Regions from separate parts of the Homo sapiens genome. Here all the other regions are linked to region 1. The links are chromatin contacts, found by Hi-C in ENCODE. All regions are on one chromosome and are shown on one strand. The core of a region is the stretch at or near the end of the contact, and the rest is flanking DNA. Distances in the headings are between cores, read along the strand shown. Region 1 holds the start of MSANTD7 (Myb/SANT DNA binding domain containing 7). Region 2 holds the start of MCM10 (minichromosome maintenance 10 replication initiation factor). Region 3 overlaps FRMD4A (FERM domain containing 4A).

Region 1 (3,204 bases), core at 424-2,923:
TTTTCTGAGTAAGCAACAACAGCTGGAGTAACTCGGTCACCGGCATCATTTGCAACCACACCAGCCCGGCCATCCTAGAGAAAAAAACACGAAATACATAGTCTCATTAGACGTATTCAGACGTGTGCATTTGTGCACCAGTGTTACTTTGCCATCTGTGTGGAAAGAAAAACTGCTATCTCAATATTTTAAACTTGCAAATTTAATTACCATTTAATTTCCTCGTTTTCATAGAAAGCCTATAATTCCATGAAGAACTGCCTCATGTTTTCAGTCTGCTCTGCAAAGTCAACAATTGAATCAAAAGTAATAACAACCTTTCTACACACAAAACGAAGGCTATTATTACGTTACCTTTCCTACCTCTCTTCCTTCTTACCATTACCATTTCTTTTTTTTTTTTTTTTGGACACGGAGTCTTGCTCCGTGGCCCAGGCTGGAGTGCAGACTGCAGTGCCAGATCTCGGCTCACTGCAACTTCCGCCTCCCGGGTTCAAGCCATTCTCATGCCTCAGCCTCCTGAGCAGCTGGGATTACAGGCGTTCCCGGCTAATTTTTAGTATTTTTAGTAGAGGCGGGGTTTCACCATGTTAGCCAGGCTGGTCTAGAACTCCTAACCTCACGTGATCCGCCTGCCTCGGCTTCCCAAAGTGCTGGGATTACAGGCGTAAGCCACCGCGCTGGGCCCCTTTCTTCCCATTTCTACAAATGAAGTAGTATTATTCCCTTTGGCTTTTCCTAACAAGTCATTTGACATTTAAACGCGGGACTAGTGGCAACGGAGTTCATGATTATCGTTTCTTCTGCCTCCCCACTGATGAGAGAAAGGCCACAAGTCCTGTCAGGCTCTCACTTCCAGAAAGGCCACCTCTGTAGACCACGCACCATCAACTGGCTTCACAGCCAGGCAGCTTTGCGGGACCATCAGCCCCAGCTCGACTGCAGCCTCCCCGCCCCTCCGGGACCTAGACGTTCGGGCCCAGCTCAGCGCGTTCTGCGGCCCTGCTGTCCCAGAGACCACCGCCTCCAAGTACCTCGCGGCCACAACTTTCCCAGGACCTCCCACCCGCGGGAATCCTGAGGCCCTGACGTCAGCGAGACCCCTTCCGGCATCCAGAGGCCAGGACGTCCCCGTGACCTCCCCCAAAATGCTCGCAGCCCCGCCGTCCCCGGGACCCCCCGGGACACCCAGCGGCCCCGCTGTCTCCGGGACCCCCCCGGGCACCCTGCAGCTACGTCGTCCCTGGGACCCCTCCGGGCATCCCGCCGCCATGACGCCCTGGGACCCCGCGCGTCTACATCGCCGCGAGCCTCCGCCGCGGAGTAGACGACTTTCCGGAGGAATCGCCAGGCGCGAGGCCGGGCCTGCCCGGCCCTTCGCTCCGGAGTGTCCTCGCGGCAACGCCACTCCACGACATCCCTAGGCCGGCGACACGCCGCTCTCAAGCCTGTGGATGACCCAGCGCCAGAAAACCGGGTGGCCGTCATGAAGCCCTAGCCCAGCTCCGCAGCCCCTCACCTTATAGACGGCCACACAGGCTGAGGTGCAGCCCAGGTGAACTCCGATGGCCGCCATGAGGCAGCAGGGACGGCAGCGGCAGGAATGAGGGGGTCCCCCAACAGCAACAGCTACCGGCCGCCCAACGGCCCCATCAGGCACCGCGGAGCTTCACGTTCCCGCCAGCCCCCTGCGTCCGGTCGGCCGCTACAGCCTCCCGCGTCGCCGCCAATCAGCGTGAAGGTTCCGCCTTTCTTCACGCGCAGTCCGCGAGTAGCTTCAGCGCGTCTCTGCGCTCCGCGGAAACTGCACAGTGCGCACGCGCAACCGGGGAGGGACGGGAAAAGGCTCCTACACTCCGCCCCCTTCCTATCCCTTCCTTGAGAGCCAATGGAAACTCTGTGTTCAGTTGCGTCATTTGTCCTGGCAACTACTGGCAGATTCTTTCCAACCTCGAATTCTGCTCAGCTCGCTTTGGCAGCTTGGTGGGCGGTGGGCGCGGGTGGCGGAGGCGATTGAAGCTGCTGGCCCAGCATGTGGTGCGCGAGCCCAGTTGCTGTGGTGGCCTTTTGCGCCGGGCTTTTGGTCTCTCACCCGGTGCTGACGCAGGGCCAGGAGGCCGGGGGGCGGCCAGGGGCCGACTGTGAAGGTGAGCGGTGTGACAACTGCTTGCATGGCGGCGGCCCCGCGCTGCGGCGCAGCAGCTGTCGGCTTTGGCTTCTCCTGGCCCTGGCTATAAATAACATTCCGCCCAGGAAATGCAGGCCCTGTCCCTCGTTTTAGATCGCCCAAGCCCAGCTCGAGTAAAAAGCTCAAGCCGGGCCTGGTGGTAACGTGAGGCCACGTTGTGGTTTTGCTGTGAATATTAAACTTCAGCAGTAAAAGCTGGTGGGTTTGTATTTGGATTAGAGTTTGTGCAAAGAATGCTAGATTCAGATGATACTGGCGCCAGATTGATTCTGCTGCTTCCAACCAGCAAGATTTGCCTCCCCTTGCACAGAAGACGTCTTTCAAGTCCAAGCTAGTTGGTGACTCCCCAAAGGAAAACAAAACATGGCATTGAGTTGAGTAGCTTAAATCAGAGGACATAGCTAATATTTGTTAGGACTCTGTAGGTGAAAATTGCTTTGCAAAGGAGTACACTGACTCCTTGGGAAAGAGAGGAATACAAAAGAGTGGTTCCTTTTTGTTCACGGTATCTCAGCTGTGAACTCGCAGTCAGAATACGTGAGTCTGTATCCCACCAAGTCCCCTAGCTCTGAGACTTTGGTTTTTGCAAAATCAGCGTACTTCACTTTAGAGATCTGTTAGCAAAGGCAAAGAAGGTAAGTGGCTATGCTAGCCCCTTCCTTCTGGACTCCTGTAGCGCTCACTCCATGTTTTACTGAAAATAATTAGTTTAAATGTATATGCCCTCAGCTGGAAAATATATCCCTAGTGAACAGGAAATTGTAGGTTCATCATATATGTTGAGTGAATGGATGGGTATAGTCGTACTAAAGTTGTGTTTTTGTTTGTTTTGTTGTTTTGTTTTTTGTTTTTGTTTTTGTTTTGAGACAGTCTCACTGTGTTGCCCAGGCCGGAGTACAGTGGCACAATCTTGGCTCACTGCAGCCTCCATCATCGGGTTCCAGCGATTCTCCTGCCTCAGCCTCCCAAGTAGCTGGTACTAAAGGCACCACCACCACGCCTGACTAATTTTTATA
Region 2 (3,204 bases), core at 323-2,822, 1.7 Mb after region 1:
TGATGTCAAGTGATCCATCAGCCTTGGACTCCCAAAGGTGCTTTTTTTTTTTTTTGAGACGGAGTCTCTGTCACCCAGGCTGGAGTGCAATGGGGCGATCTTGGCTCACTGCAAGCTCCGCCTCCCGGGTTCACGCCATTCTCCTGCCTCAGCCTCCCGAGTAGCTGGGACTACAGGCGCCCGCCACCACGCCCGGCTAATTTTTTGTATTTTTAGTAGAGATGGGGTTTCACCGTATTAGCCAGGATGGTCTCGATCTCCTGACCTGGTGATCCGTCCGCCTTGGCCTCCCAAAGCGCTGGGATTACAGGCGTGAGCCACCGCGCCTGGCCGCTTTTTAAAAATTCATTCAACCAACATTTCCACGGATCCCTCATGTGCCACACACTGTGCTATCTACTGGGGAACCTATTGGACAGTAAGCTTCCTGAGCGTTAGGAGCAAACTGTCTCGTTCAAGTCTGTAACCGGCCTTGCCTTCCCCCAAAATGAAACTGTGCACCCTCCCTCGCCCTCAAATCCACGGCCACTGACAAGTACTGTGGTCCCATCTCCAAAACACTGCTCAAATCTGCCACTTCTCTCCAACTTCACTGCCAGAACCCTAGGCCAAGCCACCGTCAACCTTTAACCCAATGACTGTGTTAGCTTTCTATGTTGGTCTCTTTGTCCCCGTGCAATCTGTTCTGCATACGACAGCCACGGTAATCTTCCCTTTCCTTAGTAACCTTTAGGAACATAAATCAGATCATGGGGGTCCCTTCATTGAAATTCTTTAATGATTTTCCATTGCCCTTAGAAAAAATCTACAAAGCCTGCGAGGCAATGATTCATATTCTCTCTCTCTTTCCAAGCTTTCTACTCCCTCACATTTTCCACAATCCACCACGTCCAATTCTACCCACCCCGACACCCATAACGATGCTCCAGCCGGGCCAGCCCGCTTCCACCTTCTGGAACACACTAAGCTGCTTTGAGGTCTCAGGCTCTGTCGAAGAAAGCTCCCCCCAGGTCCTTCTCGCCCTTCGGTCTCCACTTACTCATCTTTCTGAGACTTTCTGGACCACCCTGAGTCGTCCACTGTCGTGCATTTGTTTACTACCTGCTCGTGCCTTTAAACTGTAAGCGCTGTGAAGGCAGCGGAAATGTGATCCGAGCCATGCACACCGTCCGCATTCAATAATCATTGGCAAATCATGAATACGAGAAACCAATGAATGAATGAATGAATGAATGAATAAAAGAAAGCCCAGGCGGCAGGCACTTGGCAAGCACTTAAAAGGCTGCGTTTAAAAGGAAGAACCCGATTCCTTAGTAGACGGCCAGCAACTCCCAGCCCCCGGCCCGGCCATGCCAGCTCCGAGCGGTCCCAAGCTGCCGCCAAATCCAGATCGCGCCCACCCGAGCTCCCGGGACCCCGCGCCTCTAGCCTCGGACCCCTTGCAACCCGCGCAGAGACGTGCGAGGCGGCCCCGGCCCCGCCGCCCGAGGGTCACACGCACGCCCGGGGCCCGCGCTCCTCACCCGATGCCGGGACGCCTTCTTCGTTCACAGCTGAACCCGCCAAAATTCCAACCGGATCCCGCCCCTGCCTTGACGTCAGACGCACGCGGCTGTGGGGCAGCACTGACTGGCTACGCCAGCGAATCCCGGCCCTGGCACAGAGCAATCGGATTGGTTTACGTCATTGGACGCCCTCTTTGTTGGGGGCAAGGGACCTTCCTGTCGGTAGAAGCCAGTCTCCTTTAGGTAAAATAGAGTGTCTGGCGCCCCCTGGTGCCGGGAAGTTTAAGTCATCCCACCCAGTATTTTCCCTGCGGTCCCATCCCACCTCAACTCCTGACGCTCTGGGACCGACTGTTCCTTTGTCAGCCTTATGTCCATTCGAAATGTTTGGGCTCAGGACCAAACAGATCCGGTCCACTTTTACCCTGTCTGACCTTGGGGAAGTGACTTATCTCTCTGAGTTTCCCCTTCACCATCTGTGCAGTGAGGGAAAGGGTAGATGACATCTTTTACACTGAAACCACCATTTCCCGAGTAATTCCTGTTCCATAGATTTTGGGACTTCTAAGGGGCGTCAGGGCTGAAGAGAACTTATCAGCAGACCATATCTTTCACAGATTTTTTTTTCAGTAAAATTCAGGCCTCTTTATGTATTTACATTCTAAAAAATAGTGTTTGTACATAATACTAAGAACATAGTTTCTAAATGCAGAATAACATTTAGCTTTTACATAATTTCAAGGGATTGATAGCAGAAGAGACTTTGATGGACCAAATGGCCACTTTAAGTCTTTCCCCCCTTTTCCTCCTTGCAGACACTGTTCAGGCACTGCAGTTCCCCCACTAATAATCCCTTTGGTATAAGATCCTATCTCTATCCACTACGTACTTTCATTTTCAGAACAATTAAAATCGACTTTAGGAAGACTGAAGATAAACAGTCCTGATGCCATCTACGTTGACTTTTTTCTGTGTCCTAATGGAATATTACTGCTCCATTTATGAGCTCAGCCCTATTACTTAAACCTATATTGGCTCAGGAATAGGAATACAACCATTTCTGAGAGCTGCTAGTGTTAAAAATTCATAGTAATGGAGGAACTCTAGTAATCAAATTGAAAAAGTATGTTTAAATGCGTACTTTTAAACATACGGCACTAAGGCCGGGCACGGTGGCTCACCCCTGTAATCCCAGCACTTTGGGAGGCCGAGGTGGGTGGATCACGAGGTTAGGAGTTCGAGACCAGCCTGGCCAACATGGTGAAACCCCATCTCTACTAAAAACACACACAACACAAAAATTAGCTGGGCGTAGTGGTGCGCGTCTGTAATCCCAGCTACTTGGGAGGCTGAGGCGGAGAATCGCTTGAACCTGGGAGGTGGCGATTGCAGTGATGAGCCGAGATCTCGCCACTGCACTCCAGCCTGGCGACAGAGCCAGACTCTGTCTAAATAAATAAATAAATAAATAAATAAATAAATAAATAAATGCATCACTACATCTAGTTATTAAAAAAAAAAGATTCGTCATAGATTTATTCTTAGCCATTATGCAGAAATTCCTTGACTAATTCTGATCAGTACTCTGAAGTTCTTTTCTTCACCTTCACTTTCCAGGTCCTCTTTGCATCCAGTTCCGGGCAAGGAGTCAGAAACAGAACCAACCTAAGCCCGCAAACCTTCCTTAAGTGAAGAATCA
Region 3 (3,204 bases), core at 443-2,942, 1.1 Mb after region 1:
GATTACAGGCATGAGCCACCATGCCCAGCCTGCAGTGCGGCACTTCTATAGAGTTTGTAAAGCCTGGTACAGAAACCAGAGATGGTTTCCATCTCTGGCTATAGGAATCATGGGTTCCTGTAGCATGAATACAGCTACTTTATGTATGTCTTGTCTTCCCAAGTAGATTGTAAGCTCGCTACAAATATAAACATGTATTAGGCACCATGTGTTTCCTCTTGCCTATGAGAACAGTCCAGTACAAAGTAGAAGACTACTACATGAATGGTTGGAAAGGGAATGGGAATTCAATGCTGCCTGAAACCCAAGGGCCTTGCCTCTGTCTTCTTTTTTTGTAAAAAGTAAAATATATTGAATGCCTAAAAAACTGATAGAAAAAAAAAAACCTCTGACATATGATTTCAACCCACTAAAAACATATACCTGGGCCAGGATGTTGGCTCACACCTATAATCCTAGCACTTTAGGAAGCCAAGGCGAGTGGATCACCTGAGGTCAGGAGTTCGAGACCAGCCTGGCCAACATGATGAAACCCCGTCTCTACTAAAAATACAAAAATTAACTGGGCATGTTGGTGGGAGCCTGTAATCCCAGCTACTTGGGAGGCTGAGACAAGAGAATCACTTGAACCCGGGAGGCAGCAGAGGTTGCAGTGAGCTGAGAACGTGCCACTGCACTCCAGCCTGGAGGATAGAGTGAGACTGTGTCTCAAAAAAAAAGTATATTTTATATATATATATATATATATATATATATATATGTATATTTTATATATGTATATTATATATGTATATTATATATGTATATTACATATATGTATATATTATATATGTGTGTGTATTACATATATGTATATATTATATATGTATATATATTACATATATGTATATATTATATATGTATATATATTACATATATGTATATATATTATATATATGTGTATATATATTACATATATGTATATATATTATATATATGTGTATATATATTACATATATGTATATATATTATATATATGTGTATATATACCTACTTCTGTTGCCCCTTAGAACCGGCTGTGCTCCAATAGCAAAACCTTACCAGGGCACATGGGATCCAGTCCTCTGAGAGCACAGGTTTGGAGCTTTCTGGGTGCTCTCACATTTTAAATTCCATCTGATTCGGGTTCAGTGACTCCTTTCTTTTGCCCTGCAGCCCTCTAGATGTGAAACAACTCATTTGTATTTGCTGAAAATGTAAATCCGTCTAAAGATTTGCAAGTGCCAGTCTGCTCTAGAAAGTAAAAAGGGCAGAAATGAAATAAGGAAGTGAGTTTTTCAGTTTGTATGTTTTCTTCTGAGCTTGGAGATTATTCCTGTCCATGAGTCTAATTCTTCTTATATAGAGACTCAGAACAAGAAGCTTGAAACAACTTTGTTCTCGTTCATTGTCAGAGCTTCATGGTGTGTTAGAAAGAGCCCAGGACCAGAAGTCACAAGATGTGGGTCCCATCATCAATTACTTATTTAACCTCTGCCAATCCCTTAACCTCTCTCTACTGGGGTTACTTTATCTGTGCAAGGAGGAGGTGGACCAGATGGCTGCTGTGATTCTGTGTAATAGCCCCCCTGGATGAAACAGGAAGTTACTCATAGGGAGATCATTAAGAAGCTTGGTGACTCAGCCTCAGGGGCAGCGGGGGAAGACGAGGTTCTCCAAAGTCCTAGTCAAGCATCAGAGCCACTAGACTGAGCTTCCTCTCAAGCGTCTATTTCCACATCGTCCTGGGAGCTTGCCCACCACTCCACATGCAGTCCCAGCTCTCCATAAATGCTGGCTGGGGAGGAAGTCCAGTGGAGCCAAAGCCCCTTCCTCTGCCCCAGCCTTCAGCTAAATACAGGATGTGGGAATCCAGCAGGCCATCTAATAGAAACCAGTAACTGGTCCCTGCTCATTAAGTACTTAGAGTGGACCCTGTTGCATTCAGGTCTCAAAGGCAGTATTTATTACCCACTTTTGTTTGCACTCCGTGGATAAGTGTTTCCCACCTCCTGTTTTCATACATGAAGATACTGAGGCCCAGAACAGGGAAGTGGAGGACCTGTGATCGCATTGGGAGTCACGGCAAGTCTAGGTCAGAAACTAAGAATCCACATCCAGTATCAGCCAGTCCCAACAACAGGGACAGACATAGTCTCAAGGAAGCCACTACTTGGTGGTTTCCTCTAAGTTTTGTTTCACGCAAGTCCAGATCATCCAGGCTGTTTTTTTTGTTGTTGCTCTTTTTTTTTTTTTGAAATGGAGTCTCACTGTGTTGCCCAGGCTGGAGTGCAGTGGTAAGATCTCGGCTCACTGCAACCTCCGTCTCCTGGGTACAAGCGATTCTCCTGCCTCAGCCTCCGGAGTAGTTAGGATTACAGGCGCGTGCCACTACACCTGGCTAATTTTTAGTAGAGATAGGATTTCACCATGTTGACAAGGCTGGTCTCGAGCTCCTGACCTCAAGTGATCCCCCAACCTTGGCCTCCCAAAGTGTTGGGATTACAAGCGTGAGCTACCATGCCTGGCCCAGGCTGTCCTTCATCACAGTTGTCGTTGTGTTTTAGTCTTTGGAGTATGGAAAGCATTGAGTATTGAAAGCTACTGAGTATTGAAGCATTGCTGTATAGAAAACTAGAGGAAGCCAGGACTCCAAGGATAGAAGGAAAGAATACTTGTTATCATTTACCGTATAAAAGGAAAGCCAGGCCATGGTGCAGGATGAAAAAGATTTGCTTTTTTACTTTCTACTTACAGTCATATTGTAGCTCATTTGTAAAAATCATTCCACTTGTAAAGTTAACCATCCATTAGTCAGTAAGAGCTGTTCCCACTAATTGGTGGACTCCTGGGGAAAGCAACATAGTTAGAGGTTAGAGTAATGGACCAGGTGCCCTTGACTTCTATTTCTGGTTCCTTCACTTACTTGCTGTGTGGCCTTAGGCAGTTTTCCTTAATTTCTCTGGGCCTTGTTTCACCCAAGAAGTAAATTTCCCACTTGATCTTCTTGAGGGATGCCAAAAGATCAAAGGAACGATGTTTGCAGGGCTTTTTAAAGATGCTTAAGTGACGTGCACTAGAAACCCCTTGATTTAATAGGTATGAATTAATACATTCTTTGATTATTGGTAGAACTAAGTATTTTAGCTTTTTAATTAGCTCCTTGGATATAATTGGCCATAGGCG

What was found. A loop is a pair of places that touch in the nucleus more often than their neighbours do. Pooled maps may share reads with other maps.
Region 2: a loop to region 1 is called in a pooled map, with 14 times the contacts of the local background. The contact joins the promoter of MCM10 here to the promoter of MSANTD7 in region 1. A Hi-C loop is called at or near these places in 2 of 37 single-sample maps with no recorded cell type and 8 of 50 pooled maps.
Region 3: a pooled map shows a loop between it and region 1 (4-fold over the local background). The contact joins the enhancer-like site here to the promoter of MSANTD7 in region 1. A Hi-C loop is called at or near these places in 2 of 50 pooled maps.

Annotation. Positions count from the first base shown.
Region 1 is chr10:14,836,775-14,839,978 of GRCh38, reverse strand. It overlaps MSANTD7 (Myb/SANT DNA binding domain containing 7), which reads right to left and starts at 1,673. Exons shown (of 5, transcript NM_001378785.1): 1 at 1,520-1,673; 2 at 1-74. CDNF (cerebral dopamine neurotrophic factor) reads left to right here and starts at 1,942. Exons shown (of 4, transcript NM_001029954.3): 1 at 1,942-2,147. The coding sequence starts at 2,033. HSPA14 (heat shock protein family A (Hsp70) member 14) reads right to left here and starts at 1,673. Exons shown (of 14, transcript NM_016299.4): 1 at 1,520-1,673; 2 at 1-74. The coding sequence starts at 1,576. RefSeq lists an enhancer at 1,390-1,629 and a silencer at 1,780-1,889.
Region 2 is chr10:13,159,926-13,163,129 of GRCh38, reverse strand. MCM10 (minichromosome maintenance 10 replication initiation factor) reads right to left here and starts at 1,572. Exons shown (of 20, transcript NM_018518.5): 1 at 1,524-1,572. RefSeq lists silencers at 1,308-1,487, 1,510-1,823.
Region 3 is chr10:13,711,584-13,714,787 of GRCh38, reverse strand. The region is part of intron 12 of FRMD4A (FERM domain containing 4A); the gene reads left to right. LOC105376426 (a long non-coding RNA gene) reads right to left here. Exons shown (of 4, transcript XR_001747371.2): 2 at 2,774-2,866. Among named protein-coding and RNA genes, the nearest start is that of PRPF18, 130 kb to the right of the region's middle. RefSeq lists enhancers at 1,353-2,217, 2,218-3,084. Within about 2 kb of position 1,692, at least 13 of the 41 ENCODE cell types and tissues checked have a DNase peak (open chromatin) inside an H3K27ac peak, as active enhancers do.